3 separate regions of the Homo sapiens genome follow, and all the other regions are linked to region 3. A link is a contact called in ENCODE Hi-C or POLR2A ChIA-PET data. All regions are on one chromosome and are shown on one strand. Each heading gives the region's core, a stretch centred on a gene start or an enhancer-like site at or near the end of the contact. The rest is flanking DNA. Distances are from core to core; before and after follow the strand shown.

Region 1 (4,134 bases), core at 454-2,953, 55 kb before region 3:
AAGAGGCCAGCCAACAGAGAGAGAAGAATGGAGCAGATGTGCAGAAACTGTGCAAGAGTGCCCCCGCTGGTCCTAAGGGACTAGGCCAAGATGCAATTTCTAGAGCTAACTCTTGGGACTGGGGGATGAGGAATGGGAGGCAGTGCTGGCACCTTCATTCACCTTCATTCACTAGAACTGTCACTGAGTGTAAATAAAGGTCATTTGTTTGTGTGACTGTTTTTGTAAGAGAGTGTGTCAGAATGGAAGTTGGTGGCTGATTGAGACTTAGAGGGGGTGATTGGGAATGATGGATGCTAAGGCTCAGTACCCAACATTGCCCTTACTTAGCTATGTCAATCAATGACCTCTCGTATTCTTACCAGAAATAACCCCACTTTTAAAAAAGTGCTTTTTAAAGAAAAAAAAAAAAAGCTCATTTGGTCACTCTGTTACTTTCCAACCAAAGCATTTCAGGTGTTTTCTCAATATCTTTGGTCTAGAAATGACCCAGGATAAGGTCCAACCTGCAGGGTTGTCAATCTGCTATGTTCTCTTGAGTTGGAGAGGTTTAATAGGACTGAACAAACCCCCTGGAGCATCACCTTATCGGAAGTAAATTGACTTAAGCAATCACAGGAAGTTTCTCCTTATACAAAGTGTGCCTGCTTCGGGTTCTTGATCTGAGTCAATTCTGTGCTTATCTGATGTCAGCCTGGCAATAGAACCAAGGCTTTTATTGTCACCTAATTCTGGTTTTTCCTTCCATGCATGTTCTTTTGAAAAAGAACTCTTCTTTCTTTTCTCTATAATTCTTCATGTTAAATAACTGAAATTGTAATGATAGGTGAAGAAAGTGGGCCTTAGAATTCTATTGACCAGGCTTTCAGTGCCCAGCAAGCCTTCAGAGCCTCGGTCTTGGTGTTTGTCTTGAGGATCCTCTGCAATTATGCTGTTTAAGCTCCAGGTCTTGCAAATAATAGTATTGACTCAATAAAGGCAGTGACACCTGTTCGCAATTAGAGCAACGGAGTGAGGGTGAGATTGAGGATCAGTATATACCACGCCCCCTCCACCTGCACCTTACCACCAGAGTCCTTACTGAAATGAGCCACTGTTACTCATGGGAGGATGTGTGGGGGATAGGAATGAAAGCTGTGCTACTTCTGTTCTCATCCCTTCCCATCTTCCTCCAATTCCTGGGGCTCTTGCTTAGGAGACACGGTGCCTTCAAATTTGTCACCTTGAGGGGCTAACTACTTATTTCAGTGACAATTCCCTTAAATGTTTCTTAGCAGTCCTATATCTTGAAAGCAATCTCGGAAGGTAATGTTATTATAGATTTCATTTTATAGATAAGAAAACTGAGATTCAGCAGTTGGGTAATTCCTAAAGATAGAAGTAAAAGATAAGTTCCATTATAAACTTATAAATCAGCCCAAGTTTCTTGCTTCCGTATTTAAGTGTAATTATCAGGATGAGGATTTGACATGCACTTGTTCTTGACTCGCCTTTGTTGCAAGGTCTGGAAAGAAAGGAAGGCTGTCATTGTCGCTAACCCCTGTCCTCAGCAGCAGTTAGTTCCTGTGGATCACAGCCTCCCAAGGGGAACAGTCAGTTTGACAGTGGGTTCAGCTGCCTCTAGGGCAGAAGGGGCCATGTGGAGGAGCGCTAGCTGTCATCACAGAAGCCAGGCAAGCCAGGCAGATGGCCAAGGTGAGGAAAGTGTGAGGGCTTAGCACGACCTGTGAAAGGAAGGTCACGGATGGAAGCCATCAATTCACAGGGCTGGTGGCTGGCATGGGAGTCTAGCTTTAGACCATAGCAAACAGACCCGCTCTGCCAGATAAATCCGGTTTATTTTTGTCTTTTATTTAGTTGTATATCGTAGGCCTTCTCTCTTCCTTATTGTTTTACTTGGAGTAGGAATGGCAGCTGAAGTTTGTTCCTTTCCAAGTAAGAAAGAAAGAATACAGAAATGGGGGAAGGTACATGTTTAGTTCCTCATACTTTTGGTGAAAGCAGTAATTTGTTCAAGCAGTTGTTTTTTATCTTAGACTTTAGAGGTGCTGGGGTTGGGTTATTTTGGACTTTTGGACATTAGTTTACCATTTTAAAGAGATCAGTTCAACTGTTTTTAGATGGAACATCATGAGAGTCATAAAAATGCTGCTTAAAGGTAAGCTCAGTTTGCCTAGTTTAAGAATGTGAGGAGCACAGAAACTGAGTAACAGCACAGTTCTAAATAATTTAAAAAGGAAACATTCTTTAAAACTTATATTTGCTATTGTCTATGTGGGATCTTTTAATAAGAAAATAAAGACTGCCACTGAAGTGTCATTTTTTTTCCTCCCATTTTCTCGTGTTTGAAAGTTCCCTGGTTTGCCATCTGTAGGTAAATCTGTCTCCGCATTCAGAGGTGGAACCACCTTGACTTTCTCGGGGTAATCAGCTTGGCTCCCTGTTTCAGGATTTAATCATCATCCTTGCTGTTCATTGTCCCTGCTGCTCATTTTCTTCTTTACCTTTAACCCCTCTAGAAAGTCAGTTTCTGCTGGTCATGGAATTCTAGACACTGAAGATCTTGGGATAACCCCTCAAATGTGTGCAGAGTATCAGTTGCCTTCTTCCTTTTCCTTTTCTTTAGAACTAATTTCAGTTACAGTTTTTACAACATTTCTCACTCATGTCTTTCTCAAGCACCCAGCACGGAGTAGTATCTTGAGCTCTCAGGATTCTGTAGCTGGAAGGAAGCCCTGAGATGATGCCATCCCATCCCCTTCCTATGGCAAAGAGAACAGCAGGAGAAAGCAAGCACAGGAGCTACTGTAGTCCTCTCGAGGTCATTGCTGAGTAACACGTGAAATAACAGCTAAAGCCCACGTCTCCTGGCTCTGTCTGGTGCTATTTTCATTATAACACATTGCTTTGCTTGGTTATACTTGCTAGTTGCCCATTTGTCACTTTCATCATTTTAATGATTGTATGTCATTATAGTGGTCTAAATCCAGGTGTAAAATGAAGAACATTATAGAGTTACTTTCTCTCTACCTGTGTTAAAGGCTCTCTCTGTGCAGGTGCTGGATTGGGATTTATATGTGTAATTTCTCATTTAATTCCATGATGACCTTTAAAGTAGGCTTCACATTTATTGACTCAAAAAATAAGGCTTGCTTAAGGTCCCCCAGCTAGTAAGTAAGGAGGTTAGGATTTGAAAAAGGAGTCTAGGATTTGAAACTGTTTCTCTGTCTTCAAAATCTCTGTCCTTTCAGTACCTCCCAGTTACATACTCAGAATAAATAAATCTCTCACACTTGAGATTTTGTCCATTTTAGGTTTGAAACTGCGTAATCAGAATAATGGGTTTTTCTTAAACTATTATCCTACCTTTAATTTAAAAATAAAATTCAAGGGAAATTGTTGGTACAAATAAGGTGATATGCTTAAACACTCCTAATAATGAAGTTGTTTAAACTTACAGAAATGACATTTGACTTCAGCTGCTTCATCAGGTTAACTATGTAAGAAAGAACATTGGTATTTAGCAACAGACAGAGGGCTGGCTTCTAATTTTGTAACCTTTTACCCAGAATTTAAGTTACAGCTGTTAATTTGAAGTGTTTCTTTTAGGTTAGAAGAATATAGATAAATATATGTCCTCTTGTAGTTATTTTTCTTGTGGATAAGACATTGCAAGTCATACACACACACACAACTGGTAAACTAGAGCTAAAATAATCTCAAGAGTGTGACTGTAATGGCTCTATGTTCTGCCTGTTTCCCTTTAACTTACTTGACCTTCAGAGGTCCACAGGTTGGTTCTGTGCTGCATTTCTTACATCCCTTTTCGTATTTCCCCAACTCTGAAATTCTTGTGAGGAGAGCGCTCATCTAAAACCTCTTCCATCATTGTCTTCCCTTTATCTTTTAACAACTTAATCAGTTCTACCGTATACCATCTTTATTCACATATTTTTACTCATCCCCTTTGATATATTTTATTATTCCTGCTAGCCTCTAAGTTTTGCCCTTTATCAGAGGAAAATTACTCTCAGTTTTCATCAGATGCAGTAAATATAGAGAAAGAGACTTTGAACTTTGACCTGAGATTGAAACTCAGTTCTACTGCTTAACTAGGAGACCTTGGGTGCAATT
Region 2 (4,080 bases), core at 36-2,535, 33 kb after region 3:
TCATCTGGTGCCTGGGTGTTCATTTCTAGTTTTAACGCAATTGAATGAAAATTACTTCCTAATTCCATCAAAATAGCATCATTGGCTACTTTAGACTTTTTAGAGTTGATGTTAGGAAATACACCAGTACACCATACAAAATTAGAAATTGAGGAATCAGAAGGACCAGAAGTTCAACCAAAGGACTAAGAAATAGTAAGTTCCTAGAAAAATTCAAGTCAACTTTTTCTACATAACATTTTGCCAGTATTTGTACTCTTCCTAATTAAAAATGGGCATACCATTTAAAAACATACTGTATTTATCAAAAGTAGGAATTTGTCTAATAAATTGAAATTTTGTTTAAACATCATGCTTTACATTCCTGATATGCCATAAAACTTAATGGTGGACCAGAAATGTAAAAGCTTGACCAGTTGGGTTTCATGTATACTTTGAAACCAGAAGGCCATCACTTGGTTGTTTGTTTCTACAGTAGAAATGAAAACAATTTATTGTTTGCTAAATAATGGACACACTTTAAGAATTTTAAAGTGATTCGTAACCTTCAAGAGTTTACTTGGCATGTACAGCTGTTTTTAAAATTGCATTGAAATGCTGTTTTCAAATATCCTAGAGAGAAGGGGTCTTGTTTTTAGTCTGAAGCAATATCAGATCACATATATAGTCAGAAATATCATAAGTTTGAGTAGAAATGTTTATCCTTCCTTCTACCTAACTTAAATGCCTTTGGATCTCTATTTAATGTGTTGAGAGACCCTGACTCTATTTTTAAAGAAATTGAGGCAAGAGTATACTAATATTAGCCAAAAATCCTTCAGTTGGATACATTAAATAATTTTAAGAAACCAACAAAAAATCTAATCAGTGCATTGTAATAGTAGTTGTATTAAGGTTGAACTGTTAGAGGTGATTTATTTCTTATTTTCCAAACTATAAAGTGGTTATATTACTTTCATAAATAGACTTTTAAAAACATGTCTCCATGTGTATATATATTTAGAGAGGAGAGAGCCTCTGAATGACTCATTCTGGAAAAAAAGGGGGGCAGTTTTCAACTTTTCAAATAGCTTTCTTTTCTCTTCTTCCCATTTCTTCACTGAAAATTGCCAGTTACTGTATATAAAAAGTGTTCCTTTTCTTTTAACCATTTCTGCTTCCTGCCAAGGTGTAAATCAGAAAGCCCAAGTTTCTTTCTCCCACTTCATAAACAAGACTTCGTTCTGCTTCAGACACTTGGAGCCCTGCCAGAGTTGTCATGATGATGTCAGTTTACCAAGAATGTTCACATTTCTCATGCTGTGTTCCACATTCCCTGGACTCGAGCAAATGTCCTTTTAGAGCTCACTGAAGTTTCAGGATTGGATTTAAAAAGCATGCCTTGTTTTCAGTACTTGCCCTTCATGTGCTACCTTTTCAGAATCAGGGATCCATTTTTAACAGCTTGACAGTTTACAAGCCCACACGATACATTTTGTATTTGTCGATTAAATACAGAATGACCAAAAGTTTATCAGTTGGTGAAACCAGTCAGATTTGCTAGTTTAACAAATTGGAATTTTATTAATAGTATTCTCTCATTTAGCAAGTATTTATTTTATATCTATATTTATAATTTATGATGTTTCATTGATTTTTTAAATTTCCTTTTCACAAATAACAATGACATCTACCTATTTTGGGGGAAGTAATACCTCTGTGTAGGAGATGGAACTTATCAGATGAATTCTGATACCTTGTATTATTTCTTGATTCTTGGCTAGCTGATTGGAAACCACTATGATATACATCATTGTATCTAATTATTTAATAAATGATTTGAGCCTGTAAGCCATAAATATTAGAAAATCCAGACGGTTTTTGAAACTTATTTAGAGAGATGGCTATGATTGAAGGGAGTAGTTGAACTTTGTGTATACCTTGTCCTGGTAAATTTAATGGACATCTCATTTATACAGAAGTTCAGAGGGCCATGAAGAGTTCAGTCCTTCTAACATTTAAAATGTGTTGAAGCCCAATTTTATGGATTTTTGTAGAACAAAGGTTTAAAATAAAACCTGTTCTATTTTATATCTGCTGCATTTGATCTAGTTATCCCATGTAATTCAATACTGTGCAGAATTTTATTTCTGAAATGATCCTTGAAAATCATATAGTCTGACTATAATTTTACAGGTAAGTCTTGGATAACTGAATGATTCTGGATAGTTTTAACTACATGTTCAGAAAATTGGACTAAATAAGATAAATTCTGTGAAATATATTAGTCCTCAGAATTCTTTGTAAATGCCCAACAAATATGGATGTGTTTATATGGATTTATTATAGTAGTTGCACATTGATGACCTAATTAACCTAAGAAACAAAATATCAGTACATAATTATTTATATTATAAACATATTTGATTTTTTAATATCCTCTCAACTTGAGTTGGCAAATTACATCTTTACAAGGAAAGAAAGGGGGAATTTTCTTGATTTATTTATTTATTTAGAGATGGAGTCTCATTCACTCAGTCACTCAGGCTGGAGTGCAGTGGCACGATCTTGCTCACTGAAACGTCTGCCTCCCAGGTTCAAACGATTCTCCTGCCTCAGCCTCCTCAGTAGCTGGAATTACAAGCACGCACCACCACGCCCAGCTAATTTTCGTATTTTTAGTAGAGATGGCGTTTCACCATGTTGGCCAGGCTGGTCTCGAACTCCTGGCCTCAAGTGATCTGCCCACTTCAGCCTCCCAAAGTGCTGGGATTACAGGTGTGAGCCACCACGCCCAGCCTTGACTTAATTTTAAAGTGGGCTTTGTTTGACTTTCTAGGCTGATGTTGAATATTGCCTACTTTTCATTTCTCTTATAATAATAATGTGAGCTACAGTTTTCTTTTAATCACCAAGTTTTGATTCACTCAAAATAATAGAACTTGAGATGGGTGCCAGCCAAAACACTAAGTATTGTTAATCATAGGCAAAACCCTGGTCCTCTGTCCTTTGTTCTCATTGAGTGGCGTAATGACTTGCTGAATTCCAATTCATAAACTCAAATCATTGTGAATTTTATGTTTAATCCTCCTAGCATTGCTCTATGGCAAATGTATCCTTTTGATAATTTTTAGAGCATTCCCTTGCGGCTTTTTATAGAAGTTTCAAAACAAGTTTAAACTAGGCAAATTAAAATCTAGTTTGAATACAGAGATTTTTAAATCTCTATTTTAAGAAATAATTGCAGATTCCAAAAGTAGTTTTCAAATTAGCAAGGAGGCCTCAACCAGTGTTTCATTCCCATTTTTGAACTCTTCATCACATTCTCTAGAATTTCAAGAGTGAATTTCCAGCGAGAAAAGGACCTGACACACGAGTGAAATGGTTACCTGGCATGAAAGGATATACAAGATGGTCTACTAAGCCACAGTTGTACTGTTTTTGATATTACCATTGTCTCTATATGGATAAGAACTGTCTTATAAACTCTGATATACTATTTGTCCCACTTTTATGCATTGTATAAAATAAGTAAATGTTTTGTTAATTGACATTGCTTTAGTCTTTCTGTAGTTTTGAGTTTAAGTTGTTGTGTGCATCTTAAGGCATTTCTCCAAGAAATATTTCCTAATTGACCCAGTTTGCTTTAGGAAAGTTCCCTCAGTTCGCCTTTGAAAAGACTGTTTTTCTAAATTTAGTGCTATTTAAGATTTCTTTTCTCTCCTTATTTTCCAATATGAACTCCAGTTTCTTCCTTTGTTCCCAAGCAGCCAACTAGAGTATTAGAGGGTCCTCCCTCAACCAGGACATGAGATTTATTTCCTTTGCTGCAGAGCAGTGCTTTCCATAGACTAGAGGTGCACTTAGTTTTCTTTTGTTTTTATTTATAATTTTTATTATTATTATTTTGAGACACGGTCTCACTTTGTTGCCCAGGCTGGTCTCGAACTCCTGGCTCAAGTGATCCTTTCACTTCAGGCTTCCAGAGTGATGGGATTACAGACATGAGCGCCATGCCAGGCCTTGTTTTTATAATGGTATTGTTACTAAGACTTTAATCTTTTATTCTCTCAAGTATTTCTTTTTTATCCTTAACTATCT
Region 3 (3,735 bases), core at 800-3,299:
AAAGAGAGTTAAAAATGAGTGAAAGGTAGACAGCAAGGAAGGATCAACTATTTTTGCCAAGATATTTTGTACTAAAGGGAAACCAGTGACATTTGATTTGGGGGGAGCAAAGTAAATATAAAAATTTTATTTAAAAAAAAAAAGGGAAGCCAAGAAAGAGGACATAGGAGTGAAATCAGCTCTCCAGTATTTCATATTTTTAAGTATAATGGAATCTGAGAAATCTTTCTAGACTAAGGGAAATGATTCAGAAAAGGAAAAAGAGAGAAAGTAATTAAGTAGTATATTAGTCTGCTGTCTAGGAAATTGTCTCTACCATTTTTTTCCTCAAGAGTCAAAAATGTTATTCTCTTCCTCTCTCCATTACTTAAATTTCATAGCTGCTGTAACATAGTTTTTGTGGTCAGATAGAGGGTAAATGTATCTTTCACACATTGGTATTCACACTCATATTTTAACTCAAAACAAAGATGAAGAGATTATCTAAGTGTCTTTGCTACAAGAATGGATTGAAGATTGTCACCAATCTTCAGTATAGCTTTCTAGTCCTACTTCACATTGCTTAATAATAACTCAAGGAAATTTGAATATGAATGGATTTCATGATGAGATGATTAGGGAATTATTGTGAGTTTGTTATTTGTAATCAATGTATTATAGTATGAGGGAAAATATCCTCACTTTTTAGGGAGACATACTGAATTATTTAAGGGTGAAATGTGATTATAAAATGCTCGAGCAAAAGTGGACATAAAAAATAGATGACTCTGGCAAACTAAGTTGTTAAATCTAGGTAAAAGGTATATGGGTGTTCATTACCCGAATTTTCCATGTGTTTGGGAATTATTGTAATAAAAAGGAAAAAATTGACTCAGCACAACCACCAGTGGCAAAATAAATTGTATAGTTGAACTCTTATATGGCATTTTTATCAAAACCACTCTGCCTCCATCCTTGAATCCTATTTACAGTCTTAATTAATTTTTCTAGGGGTGAAAGTTCATCTTTCACTGGGTCGTTTTGTTCCAGTGTTAAATGTTTGTGGCAACAACACAGTGAAGGGTGAATTCAGGAAGAAATGATGTTGTTTTCACCATGTGGTAGAAGCTTCCAGCTCATGGCTTCTTATGGAAACCTGATTGCTCCCAGCTGTGGCTGGTTTCTAGCGACTGACCCAGTTGATGGTAGTGATTTAATTATTAAAGGGGGGTAAAGTTTGGATAGGTGTATGTAAAACTTGGAAATAAAGGAACTTTTAAAAAAATTATTTTCTTAAAATAAGAGCTTTATGAGAGATATGGAAAGGGAGAATATGAGCAAATACATTGCAGAATTATTTGGTGTCATACTATGTGGCTTTTCTAGATTGCTCTATAAATGCTAGTAAAGCTCTAAAAATTTTAGAGTCCTTTGATTGCTATTTTCACATTTCAGCCTGTTTACTCAGAATCCTTGCAAATTATTTACTGAATCTACAAACAGAAAGTATAGTATTAAAAAAAAACCCACAAAAATTGTAGCACAAAACAGGGATGGGGTTCAAAACTCCTAGGCTACTGTTTTCCATTTCTTTATACTTACATTTAGGTACTCAGTGGAAAGTTGGTTACTTGAAAGGGCTAACGCCAGTTCAAATATAATTTAACCTATGAGATAATATGATTAACATCAGGTGGAAAGTTTAAACAAGCTGCCTGTGACCACACTGTTAATGGAGTGTTTATAGCATGGGTGGGAAAGTGCTTGTCTCACTTCATAATTTGATTTCCATATTGGATTTGTACCTCTAAGAAGTAGTGTGACCTTTTAAAAGGTTCTTTTTTAGGAATTTCTTTGAGCTTTTTCTATTTGTGGAAAACAGACTTCATGGGTTCCAAAACTGATTGCAGTGCTAGCAAAACTTCCTGAATTGAAGTCACTCTGCTCCATTTCTTAGGCTTGGAATCACTTGCCTTTGTGAGTCACTATCCAGGGAAGTCTTGTGCTGGCTTTCTGTTAACCCTGACCCATTTCTGTAGTTGTTGAGTGTACTGCAACAGGAAAACAACAAAACTATGTGTACCATGTGAACTTTTCTGATATCTGGAGCAAGAGGGTAGATGATTCAGACGTGTCTGTGTTGATTTTTGGTGAGGTATACATTACACAGGGCCTCCAACATGTTAGAACTGGTTTACAGAACACCGTAGGGTTTGTCCCTAATAGTGAGTCAAGCCAATGCGTGAGTGTGAGACAAGCAAAATAAACACAGAGCTTTTATTTTTTAGATGTTAAAAATCATTGTAGGTAAACCAAATGCAGTAGACACATAGACATGAGAAAGATTCCGTTTTTCCATTCATGCCTTCTACATTCCATACGTTTCTCAGTGGCAATTACATTTTTTCTTATAGACCTTCATAACATTTTATAGTCCCAACTCTTTTCCTTTAATAAAACTGGTCCCCTCGTGTGGGAGTCCCAGTTCTCTGTCCACCTAGGGTCCTTTCCTCCTGACCCACAGAGTAATTATGCAGCGAGTCTTGTTGATCCTCTTTCCACACAATTCCTATCAAAACTGCTCCTCCTTTCCAGCCTACAGTGACTGTGTCTCCCTTGCTCTAAAGAGCAAGGTGCCTCCCTTTCCTCCTCCAATCAGTCATCTATGTTACTGTCAGATTATTATTTTTTTCAAGTACAGCTCTGTTATTTTACCAGCTAGCCAGGAGTTTTCAGAGATGTTTCCCACGTGAGTATAAACTCTGGTCTAACGCTGGGCCTTTTTGAGGTCTGGTGTTCCTTTGACTACAAGCATCATCCTCCAGCAGACAACCCAGCAGGCACTCGCCACACCAGGTTGTTGGTTGTTGCTCAGGTAGGCTTTGCCCTGCCTTGTTCCCGCCTGTGTCTACTGCTTGGAGGGCTCACACCTCATAGCCACCACCCAATAGAGAAATCCTGCCCCAACCACCACCACCTTCCTCAAGAAGAAGAATAGTGAAATCCGGCCTCATTTTTACCACCTTCTTCAAGAAGCTTTTCCTAATCTTTCTCACCAGGTAGATCCTTCCCCTTCAGAATCCCTGTAACAATTTGCACCCATGACTGTTTGTCTTGCTGTCACTCTTCCCACCACTAAAGGCTCCTTGAGGACAGTCCTATCTCATACAGCATCTAACACAGCCTTGAATAGTTTAAGGACTCAATAAATAATTTTAACCCAACTGAAATGGATTCTTCTTTAAAGGAGAAACATCAAAGATGCCTGAGAACTACCTGGAGAACAAGTCAGGTCTCTTAATTCCCTCCAGTCAGGCAGGTACAGCTCTGAGACATTGACCAGGAATGGTGATTGTGAGTGCTCTAACAGGTGCAAGCAAAATGCCATGGAATTGTTGAGTAGGTAGTTCTGACAGCTGTCTAGGAGTGGGAGGCCTTCAGGTGAACGAGGTTAAGGGCGTTCTAGATAAAGTACCAGGCACCATTCCTGAAGGTAACAAATGGCTCTGGGATAGAGGGGAAGGAGTATTTAGGAGATGAAGTTAGAAACCTAGTTTGGAGCAAATTCCAGACTGAATAATGGGAACTATAATCTCTGTGCCCTGGGGAGTTCCTCCCAGAATCTGCTTTTTAGAAAGATTAAGTGAAGGCAAGTGTCCTCCCTCCCCTGCAGGTGAGTTAAATTGGTCAGGAGTGGAGGATGAGAAGATGGTGAGAAATTGCAGGTAGAAGAACTAGTTAGGAAGTTTTTAAGAT

What was found. Hi-C counts contacts between places; a loop is a spot of excess contacts on that map. ChIA-PET counts read pairs that join two places held with the same protein, here RNA polymerase II (POLR2A). Pooled maps may share reads with other maps.
Region 1: a loop to region 3 is called in a map of pancreas, with 2.4 times the contacts of the local background. The contact joins two enhancer-like sites. A Hi-C loop is called at or near these places in 13 of 168 maps with a recorded cell type or tissue (Calu3, HepG2, IMR-90 and 9 more) and 3 of 50 pooled maps. POLR2A ChIA-PET finds 5 or more read pairs at or near these places in 4 of 52 experiments (GM12878, HepG2, MCF 10A and 1 more).
Region 2: a loop to region 3 is called in a map of ascending aorta, with 5 times the contacts of the local background. The contact joins two enhancer-like sites. A Hi-C loop is called at or near these places in 8 of 168 maps with a recorded cell type or tissue (HepG2, MCF 10A, ascending aorta and 5 more) and 7 of 50 pooled maps. POLR2A ChIA-PET finds 5 or more read pairs at or near these places in 3 of 52 experiments (HEK293T, HepG2 and MCF 10A).

The regions. Positions count from the first base shown.
Region 1 is chr18:32,435,925-32,440,058 of GRCh38, reverse strand. All of the region lies in intron 1 of GAREM1 (GRB2 associated regulator of MAPK1 subtype 1), which reads left to right. Among named protein-coding and RNA genes, the nearest start is that of GAREM1, 33 kb to the left of the region's middle. Within about 2 kb of position 1,703, at least 5 of the 41 ENCODE cell types and tissues checked have a DNase peak (open chromatin) inside an H3K27ac peak, as active enhancers do.
Region 2 is chr18:32,347,141-32,351,220 of GRCh38, reverse strand. The region is part of intron 2 of GAREM1 (GRB2 associated regulator of MAPK1 subtype 1); the gene reads left to right. Among named protein-coding and RNA genes, the nearest start is that of GAREM1, 120 kb to the left of the region's middle. Within about 2 kb of position 1,285, at least 25 of the 41 ENCODE cell types and tissues checked have a DNase peak (open chromatin) inside an H3K27ac peak, as active enhancers do; they include ascending aorta and endothelial cell of umbilical vein, where a contact is called at or near this core.
Region 3 is chr18:32,381,590-32,385,324 of GRCh38, reverse strand. The region is part of intron 2 of GAREM1 (GRB2 associated regulator of MAPK1 subtype 1); the gene reads left to right. Among named protein-coding and RNA genes, the nearest start is that of GAREM1, 87 kb to the left of the region's middle. Within about 2 kb of position 2,049, at least 7 of the 41 ENCODE cell types and tissues checked have a DNase peak (open chromatin) inside an H3K27ac peak, as active enhancers do; they include ascending aorta and endothelial cell of umbilical vein, where a contact is called at or near this core.